Regions from separate parts of the Homo sapiens genome. Here regions 1 and 2 are each linked to region 3. Evidence: chromatin contacts called from ENCODE Hi-C or POLR2A ChIA-PET data. All regions are on one chromosome and are shown on one strand. Each heading gives the region's core, a stretch centred on a gene start or an enhancer-like site at or near the end of the contact. The rest is flanking DNA. Distances are from core to core; before and after follow the strand shown. Region 1 overlaps TAOK3 (TAO kinase 3). Region 2 overlaps TAOK3 (TAO kinase 3). Region 3 overlaps TAOK3 (TAO kinase 3).

Evidence for each region. A loop is a pair of places that touch in the nucleus more often than their neighbours do. ChIA-PET counts read pairs that join two places held with the same protein, here RNA polymerase II (POLR2A). Pooled maps may share reads with other maps.
Region 1: a loop to region 3 is called in a map of PC-9, with 8 times the contacts of the local background. The contact joins two enhancer-like sites. A Hi-C loop is called at or near these places in 5 of 168 maps with a recorded cell type or tissue (Calu3, IMR-90, PC-9 and 2 more) and 2 of 50 pooled maps. POLR2A ChIA-PET finds 5 or more read pairs at or near these places in 11 of 52 experiments (AG04449, B cell, BJ and 8 more).
Region 2: a map of mammary epithelial cell shows a loop between it and region 3 (7-fold over the local background). The contact joins two enhancer-like sites. A Hi-C loop is called at or near these places in 5 of 168 maps with a recorded cell type or tissue (PC-3, PC-9, endothelial cell of hepatic sinusoid and 2 more), 1 of 37 single-sample maps with no recorded cell type and 2 of 50 pooled maps. POLR2A ChIA-PET finds 5 or more read pairs at or near these places in 16 of 52 experiments (AG04450, CD4-positive, alpha-beta T cell, GM10248 and 12 more).

Annotation. Positions count from the first base shown.
Region 1 is chr12:118,235,885-118,238,584 of GRCh38, reverse strand. TAOK3 (TAO kinase 3) reads left to right here. Exons shown (of 21, transcript NM_016281.4): 7 at 416-512. Among named protein-coding and RNA genes, the nearest start is that of PEBP1, 100 kb to the right of the region's middle. RefSeq lists enhancers at 1,015-1,064, 1,205-1,274. Within about 2 kb of position 1,409, at least 6 of the 41 ENCODE cell types and tissues checked have a DNase peak (open chromatin) inside an H3K27ac peak, as active enhancers do; they include PC-9, where a contact is called at or near this core.
Region 2 is chr12:118,306,425-118,309,124 of GRCh38, reverse strand. The region is part of intron 1 of TAOK3 (TAO kinase 3); the gene reads left to right. Among named protein-coding and RNA genes, the nearest start is that of TAOK3, 65 kb to the left of the region's middle. RefSeq lists an enhancer at 827-926. Within about 2 kb of position 1,389, at least 10 of the 41 ENCODE cell types and tissues checked have a DNase peak (open chromatin) inside an H3K27ac peak, as active enhancers do; they include PC-3, PC-9 and mammary epithelial cell, where a contact is called at or near this core.
Region 3 is chr12:118,270,615-118,273,314 of GRCh38, reverse strand. The region is part of intron 1 of TAOK3 (TAO kinase 3); the gene reads left to right. Among named protein-coding and RNA genes, the nearest start is that of TAOK3, 100 kb to the left of the region's middle. Within about 2 kb of position 1,359, at least 5 of the 41 ENCODE cell types and tissues checked have a DNase peak (open chromatin) inside an H3K27ac peak, as active enhancers do; they include PC-3, PC-9 and mammary epithelial cell, where a contact is called at or near this core.

The DNA of each region.
Region 1 (2,700 bases), core at 160-2,659, 35 kb after region 3:
AATAATGAAAACCTGTAGTTTGAAGGGGTAATTAAAGATGGCTTTGTGGCAGAGGAGGAAAATGTAACCTAGAACACTCCAGACATTGAAATGTTGGAAGGGACTGGTTAATTTGGGCCTGGTTAATTGGAATCAGTGTGGCTTGGCTTGCAACTGATAAGTAAATTAACAATGCATCATTTAAGGAATATCAGGCTTTCTTTGTTTTATTTTTGTTTTGAAGGGTCATTTGTGTTTATATACTTGGGTTTCCTGTTGTCTGATCACTTATTATCTTCTATAGAAGATCTAGGTGAATGTGTTCCCAAATTGTCATGTGAGAAAGTATGTAACCCAGTCTGGTATAGCTGTATAAAATAATAAAATGAGGAATGAAACTGATCATCTACTGACTTTTTTTTTTTTCCTTCCTCAGTTCATAAAAAACCACTTCAGGAAGTGGAGATCGCTGCCATTACTCATGGAGCCTTGCATGGACTAGCCTACCTACATTCTCATGCATTGATTCATAGGTAAGATTAGAGACCAGTTATGTTTCTTTTCAGTTGCAGGACTGTCTATTCCAGGAACCTTGAAAATTAGTGCATGCTCCAATTTTTAGGTTGCCTAAGCATTCATGGGAAGCAAATAGATTGCTGCTTCTGGATATAAAGGATAAAGTTGCCAGAATTTAGCTTCTATCTCTTATTCTCTCCTACGTATCCACAATTATATCATCTTTGTTCAGTAGGTAACTGTTCTCCAGGCTAAATGTTGCAGGGAAATTTGAAAAAGGGCCCACCAATCTTTAGATACTGTGTCATGAAGAAAAGAAAAGAAAATTAACCTTCCTTGCATATATTTATCTGTTAGCAGAGTTATTGTCCCTTTCCTATTACAAATAACAAGCTAGTCTTATATAAATATATGCTATTTTATAACTTTAAAATATTTCTCATTTCTATAGTTCATATAGATACTTAGGAAGATATTATCTTTACTGTATTTTGGCATATGAAGAGACCAGGGCTCAGAAAGACTTAACTTGCCCAGAGTTTCACAGAATTTAAGTAATATGTTAAGGATTGAAACTCAAGTTTCTTGACTCCTATTCTAGGGCTTTTCTCTGCCTTGTATTTTCTCTACCACAACCACACTCTCCTCCCTGCAACCTCCCTCCCTCCATTAACTTCTAGAGAAACATGTTACCAATCTTTTCTTCTCTCAGTAATGAACTTTTAGTACAGTTACATTAATGAATGAGGGGAGGAGGAGTGAAATATTAGGTATGAAGAATCTGAGATGGCTCACAAATGAAAGAAAACAACTGGCATTTACTAGGAAGAAGTGAAACTATTGGGTTATGGTTCCTCTTTTGCTTCTGTTTTAATCACCCCAGTGTAGCCATGACCACTTACTGGTACCACAAAAGCAGAACTTCCTAAAGATAGGCAGACCGAAATCCTGCTGGGAATTAAGGACAAAGAGTGAACCTAATCATGTTAATAAATACTGATTAAATAAAATTATCATAATGTCTATGGATCTGACAACTTTTTGTAAATATATGTCTTTGGTACCAAGGTGTTAATACTACTGCCAACTTGCTTGTGATTATTTTGCCTGCTCTCATTTAAAGCTACAGTTCAGTTTTTTGTGCCATTATTACCTTAATCTGCACATTAACTTAATGTTTTAGTCTGTATTATGCTTTATCTTCTTTAGTATGTAAAATAATTTGTTGAAGAGTCAAAATACTTATAAATAATGTTTTTTTAATTTAAAAGTAAATACTGTGTCTCAGATTTTTATTGTTTTGATTTTAAAGGCAATTCAATCTCCTAACTAAAGATAAGTAGAGAAAATATATTTTTCTGTTGTGAAGAAAAATAAATAATGCATTTTTTTTTAGTTCTGTCTGCCAATGCCTAATGTCACCATGAGGAAGGAAACTGAATTTTCAAGGGAAGTTTTTATAAAAGTTATTTTGAAGCATTTGAACCTTATCATTTTCAGCTTGACATAAATTTCCTCATCTTCTCTGTTTTATCTTTTCACTGACCATCAACTTCCAATTCATGGTTTCTAGTGCTCATTACACCTCATGCCTTTTTTAAAAAGAATAAGGAGTACATCCACACCTTCTCATTCTAAATTACCATAATGAAAAATGAATTTTTTGAATTATATTTTTAAAACTTTTTGCTATATAATACCTCTATTAGCTTTAGTAGTAACCACGTGCAATTCTTTGTAGTAATACAATAGAAATGTAATTTCCTAACCCCTAATCCTTGTTTGTTTTGATCTTTCAGGGTCTTCTTTTTACTGTACAGAGTTATTTTTAAAATATCACCTTCTATATAACATGTACCTCAAATGCCTTAGAGTTGCAGTTACAATTAAAGACAGAGAGAAAGGGTCACAGGCAAGAAAGAAAAGGTATGTGTGTAGTTGAGGTTTATTGGTAGGTGGTCAATACGGAATCATTGCAGGTTTGTTTAGGCTCCAAAAATGTCACATAATTTGGAAAAGCAGAAAAAGCAGTTAAAATTGGCACCAATTTTCTCAGCACAGGGAATACTATTGATAACTGGATTTAGCCTTTAAGAATATGCCTTTGTAAGTGTAGCAGCTGAATAGGTTTTCTTGTTCGCCATGTCTGCCTTTTTTCTCATTTGTATTCCCTCCCTCTGAAGAAAGCTCTACCTTTAAGTAACT
Region 2 (2,700 bases), core at 140-2,639, 36 kb before region 3:
ACTCCTGACCTCAGGTGACCCGCCCTCCTTGGCCTCCCAAAGTGCTGGGATTACAGGCGTGAGCCACCGTGCCCAGTGACATTTAAAATAATATAATTCAAAGAGGGGAAAGAAAATGTTTTAAGAACTAAATTTGAGTGCTCAATTAATTACAACCATACAGGCTTTTTTTTTTTTTTTTTTTTTTTTTTTTGGAGACAGAGTTTCGCTGCTGTTCCCCAGGCTGGAGTGCAGTGGTGCGATCTCAGGTCACTGCAACCTCCGCCTCCTGGGTTCAAACGAGTCTCCTGCCTCAGCCTCCCAAGTAGCTGGGATTACAGGCATGTGCCACCACGCCTGGCTAATTTTTGTATTTTTAGTAGAGACAGGGTTTTACCATGTTAGTCAGGCTGGTCTCAAACTCCTGACCTCAGGTAATCCACCTGCCTCGGCCTCCCAAAATGCTGCCATTACAGGTGTGAGCCACCGCGCCCGGCCAAATTACAGACTTTTCTACACCGTCTACATTCTCCCAAGACCATTTTTGGGCAGCACCCTTGCCAGGTAGAAGTACTGGTATACTGGGAAACATGCTGCTATCCTAGGAGTCAGATGACACTCATAAAAATCAGAATAATAATAACTGATTTTCCTGCCTTACTGGGTTGTTAAAATAATTGAATTTGGTTAGGTATGTGAAAGTACTTTATACAAATGTAAATGTTTAATTTTTTTTTTAAGTGAAAGCAAGTTTATTAAGAAAGTAAAGGCATAAAAGAATGGCTACTCCACAGACAGAGCAGCCCCGGGGGGTTGCTGGTTGCCCAGTTTTATGGTTATTTCTTGATGATATGCTAAACAAAGGGTCTATTATTCATGCTTCCCCTTTTTAGACCATATAGGGTAACTTCCTGATGTTGCCGTGGCATCTGTAAACTGTCATGGCATTGGTGGGAGTATAGCAGTGAGGACGACCAGAGGTCATTCTCATTGCCATCTTGGTTTTGGTGGGTTTTGGCCGGCTTCTTTACTGCAACCTGTTTTATCAGCAAGGTCTTTATGACCTGTATCTTGTGCCTACCTCCTATCCCATCCTGTGACTTAGAATGCCTTAACCTTCTTACATTTACAGATATAACTGTTTAATGTTGTTATTTTTTAAATGTAAAAAAAAAAAAAAAGTAGTCAAACTTGCCAACAGCTTATTTTAAGCAGCTATTGGGAACAAGTACCAGTAACTATCATGTAGTGTCAAACCCTTTTTCGCTATGGCCAGTACAGATGGTAACAAGTCTACAGACTACTCATTGGAGCAGTATGCAGCTTAACATTTTTAGTGTTTTAGTAATAAGATACCATTTCCGTGGTTAGAGAGTCAGCATTCAGAACTTTTGTTTTTTAAGGAAAGAACTTCCGGAACTTCATTAACAGTTCATAGAGGATACCGAGACCTCTAGCTGGCTAGCTAGTGGTAGAACTCTAGTATCAAGTGCTTGGAAATTTGTCTAGCAGTGGAAGGAAAGAAGGGGTAGCTGCAGCTGCTATCCTAAACCCTGCAAAAACACTTATACATACACAGCCTCATTTTTCCCATTGCGACCTAATAACTGAATGCAACAGTTTCTGTTTCCAGTTATGGTTCTCTTTCATTCCTGTTTAAAACAAAGGCAGCAGGTCAAGAAACTAACTAAATGTGACTAGTTAGAGGAGAAGATGTGAGGGTGGGAGGGGGAGTCAGGGAAGAAGGAGGACACAGAGATAGCAAATCCATCATCCCTTAGAGGTTAGGCCAACAAAAATAATTGAATTCCCGTGGGAGCCTAAGGTCAGAGTTAGACTACTGGTTAGATCTGAGAGCTTTGCTTTCTGTTTTACAAATGATTTTAAAGAGAAAACTATGAGGACTCCAGAGATGGGGGGGGGAAGAGGAGGCGGGAAGGTTGATTCATAAAGTGGTAAAAAACCGTGCTCAAAACCTCATTGCTTCTTGCACAATTGGTCAAGAGATGTGTCAGCAATTCCTGAGGCAATGATATAACCTGTATAGTTTAGTAATGAGAATCATTATTATTCTATTTCCACATAATTACTGATGTTTTTTGAACTATCTAGAACTGTGTTGTCCAACATTGTAGTTTCTAGCCAAAGAGCTATTTAAATGAAAATTAATTAAAATTAAACACTTAAAAATTCCGTTCTTCTGTTGCACTAGCCACATTTCAAGTGCTTACTAGCCACATGTTGTTAATGGCTACCATTATTGGATAGTGCAAATGAAGTGATAGACTATTTTCTTCATTATGGAGCATTCTATTTGAATGTACTGATGAAGCAGAACAAACTCTGAGAGCAAAAGTTTGATGTTACTACTTTACAATTGAATGATTAGTTTAAGTCCAAAGTACAATATATAAAATTATCTTTTAACTATGGAACCTACCATTGTGGCTTAGTTACTCTAAGTATCAATAATATTTCTTCAGTGAACATTAAGGTCCACTAAATAAAAGTAAGGACAGATCTATGTTAATTTTAGACTCAAGAACTTGAGGGAAACATGTATGGATTTTTATAAAAATTATGAAACGTTTCACATCCATTTACAATCATGAAGAATATAAGTCAAAAAGAAAAATTTAAACCAAGTGTTGAAATAATTAAAATTATAAGCTGGGTGAGGAGGCTCACCCCTGTAATCCCAGTATTTTGGGAGGCCAAGAC
Region 3 (2,700 bases), core at 110-2,609:
TAGCGAGGATGGTCTGGATCTCCTGACCTTGTGATCTGCTTGCCTCAGCCTCCCAAAGTGCTGGGATTACAGGCATGAGCCACCGCGCTGGCCCTATTTTTTTCTTAAAGAGGCCCTCAAATTTGTTTACTCTGCAGTCCTCGTAAGAACTGAATCTAGCACCATATCTTTAAATGTCCTGAGATCCTTGGGAGGAATAGTAACAGAAGTTCAATCTTACATTAAATTTAAAATTTTCTTGATTACCCTCCAAAATAGTAAAGTATGACTTAGGGCAGCATGGTTCAGGAGAATAAATTTCTGTAATGGAAAATCAGAAGTCCTGGATTTTTTTTTTTCCAGACAAGTTCTTACTTTGTCACCTAGGTTGGAGTGCAGTGGCACAATCTCGGCTCACTATAGCCTCAGCTTCCTGGGCTCAAGCAATCCTCCCACCTCAAGCCCCAAGTAGCTGGGACTACAGGCACGTGCTACCATGCCCAGCTAATTTTTTTGTATTTTATTTCATAGAGACGGGGGTCTCACTGTGTTACCCAGGCTGTTCTCAAACTCCTGGACTCAAGCAACCCTCCCACCTCGGTCTCCCAAAGTGCTAGGATTACAGGCATGAGCCACTGCACCTGGCCAGAAGTCTGGGATTTTAATTTGGGGATAATGCTGCCACAGAGGTGTGATGTGATGCTTAACTTTTCTGAGATTGAGTATAAAAAGAAAAAAAGGAGTTGAAATGGTGTATCTTTAAAATTCTTTCCAGTATGAAACATTCTAATTCTTATTTACTTTATTAATACTGAAATATTGTGGAGTTTTCGAATTCACTGGCTCCAGGATAGTGCTGCCAGAGAAAAACATTGTTGAGAAGAACATTATTGTTGAAAAAAACATTGAAACACAACTAAGATCTTCAATGAATCATCTTTCTTGAAGTTTCTGGGAAAGGGAAAATTATTTTAAAAATATATATTTCTACTCTCTATCAAGTGTTCTTTCTTTCTTTCTTTCTTTCTTTTTTTTTTTTTTTTTGAGATGGAGTCTTGCTCTGTCACCCAGGCTGGAGTGCAGTGGTGTAACTCGGCTCACTGCAACCTCTGCCTCCTGGGCTTAAGTGATTCTCATGCCTCAGCCTCCCAAGTAGCTGGGATTACAGGCATGCGCCACCAGTGTTCTTTCTTATAGTAAGTTAGAATGTCTTGTGAGAAATAATTTACTTGATTACCATTGTTAGAAGGTTTCCATTTCTTAGAATAAAGAAGTGTTTGCGAAGAAAATTATTTCAATTGCACATCTCTGATGAAATCTTCTACTCCGTGCTAGTTGGATTGTTTATTTGGCCCAAGGGCCTAAAACCTGAAATACTACATTCTTGGCGCAGTTCTACATTCTCACTATAAATGTAATACCTGAGGTTGCAGGAGGTTAAGGAAGAGGGAAAAACTTATTTTATGCCTGTTATTTCATCTTATCCTCTTAGAAGAAAAAATATTCTTGTTTATCTTTTGGGGAAAGGATTAATTTGAATGGTCATTTTAATTATAAGATTGAAATGGAACAGGGAAGGTGATTTCATCAGATTTTTATGGAATATCTGCTACTTAAAGAAGCCGTAGGGCCCAGCATTTCCACTCATAGGCATATGCTCAAGAAAAATGAAAACATATATCCGCCTAAAAACTTATACATGAATAATTCTAGTAGCACTATCCATAATGGCCAAAAGTTAAAGCAGTCCAAATGTCCATCACCTGATAAATGGATAAAATGTGACATATCCATATAATGGAATATTATTTGGCAATAAAAAGAAATACTGATTCATGCTATGCATTGGATTTGAAAACATGCTGAGTGAAAAATGCCAGTCATGAAAGACCACATATTGTATGATTCCGTTTATATGAAATTCCCAGAACAAGGAAATCTATAAAGATGGAAAGTATGTTAGTAAATTTCTTAGGAATGGAGGGAATGGGGTGGGGCGAGGCTGGGGTAATAGCTAAAGGGTATGGTTTTGTGTGTGTATGTATGGTGATGAAAATGTTCTAAAAATAACTGTGGTTGGTAACGGTTGTACATATCTAAAATGCTAAATACTAAATATACTAAAAACCATTGAATTGTACACTTTAAATGGGCAGAGTGTATGATAGGTGAATTATATCTCAATAACACTGTTTTTATTTTTTAAAATATCAGGGGTTACAATGATTAATCCAAATGTGGACTTAGACAATTACCCTTCTCTGAAGAAGCACTTGCCATCCAGTTTTAGAATACTAACTATGTGTGTTGAAAACTGATGCAAAGGGAGAAAATAGTAGGTTTTATAGAAGTGACATTTAGCCGGGCGTGGTGGCTCACACCTGTAATCCCAGCACTTTGGGAGGCTGAGGCGGGCGGATCACGAGGTCAGAAGATCGAGATCATCCTGGCTAACATGGTGAAACCCCATCTCTACTAAAAATACAAAAAAAAATTAGCTGGGCGTGGTGGCGGGCGCCTGTAGTCCCAGCTACTGGGGAGGCTGAGACAGGAGAATGGCGTGAACCCGGGAGGCGGAGCTTGCAGTGAACCGAGATCGGCGCCACTGCGCTCCAGCGTGGGAGACAGAGCAAGACTTTGTCTCAAAAAAAAAAAAAAAAAAAAAAGTGACATTTAGCTGGACTGTAAGAATAGCTGAGATTTGGGCCTTATAAGCAGAGG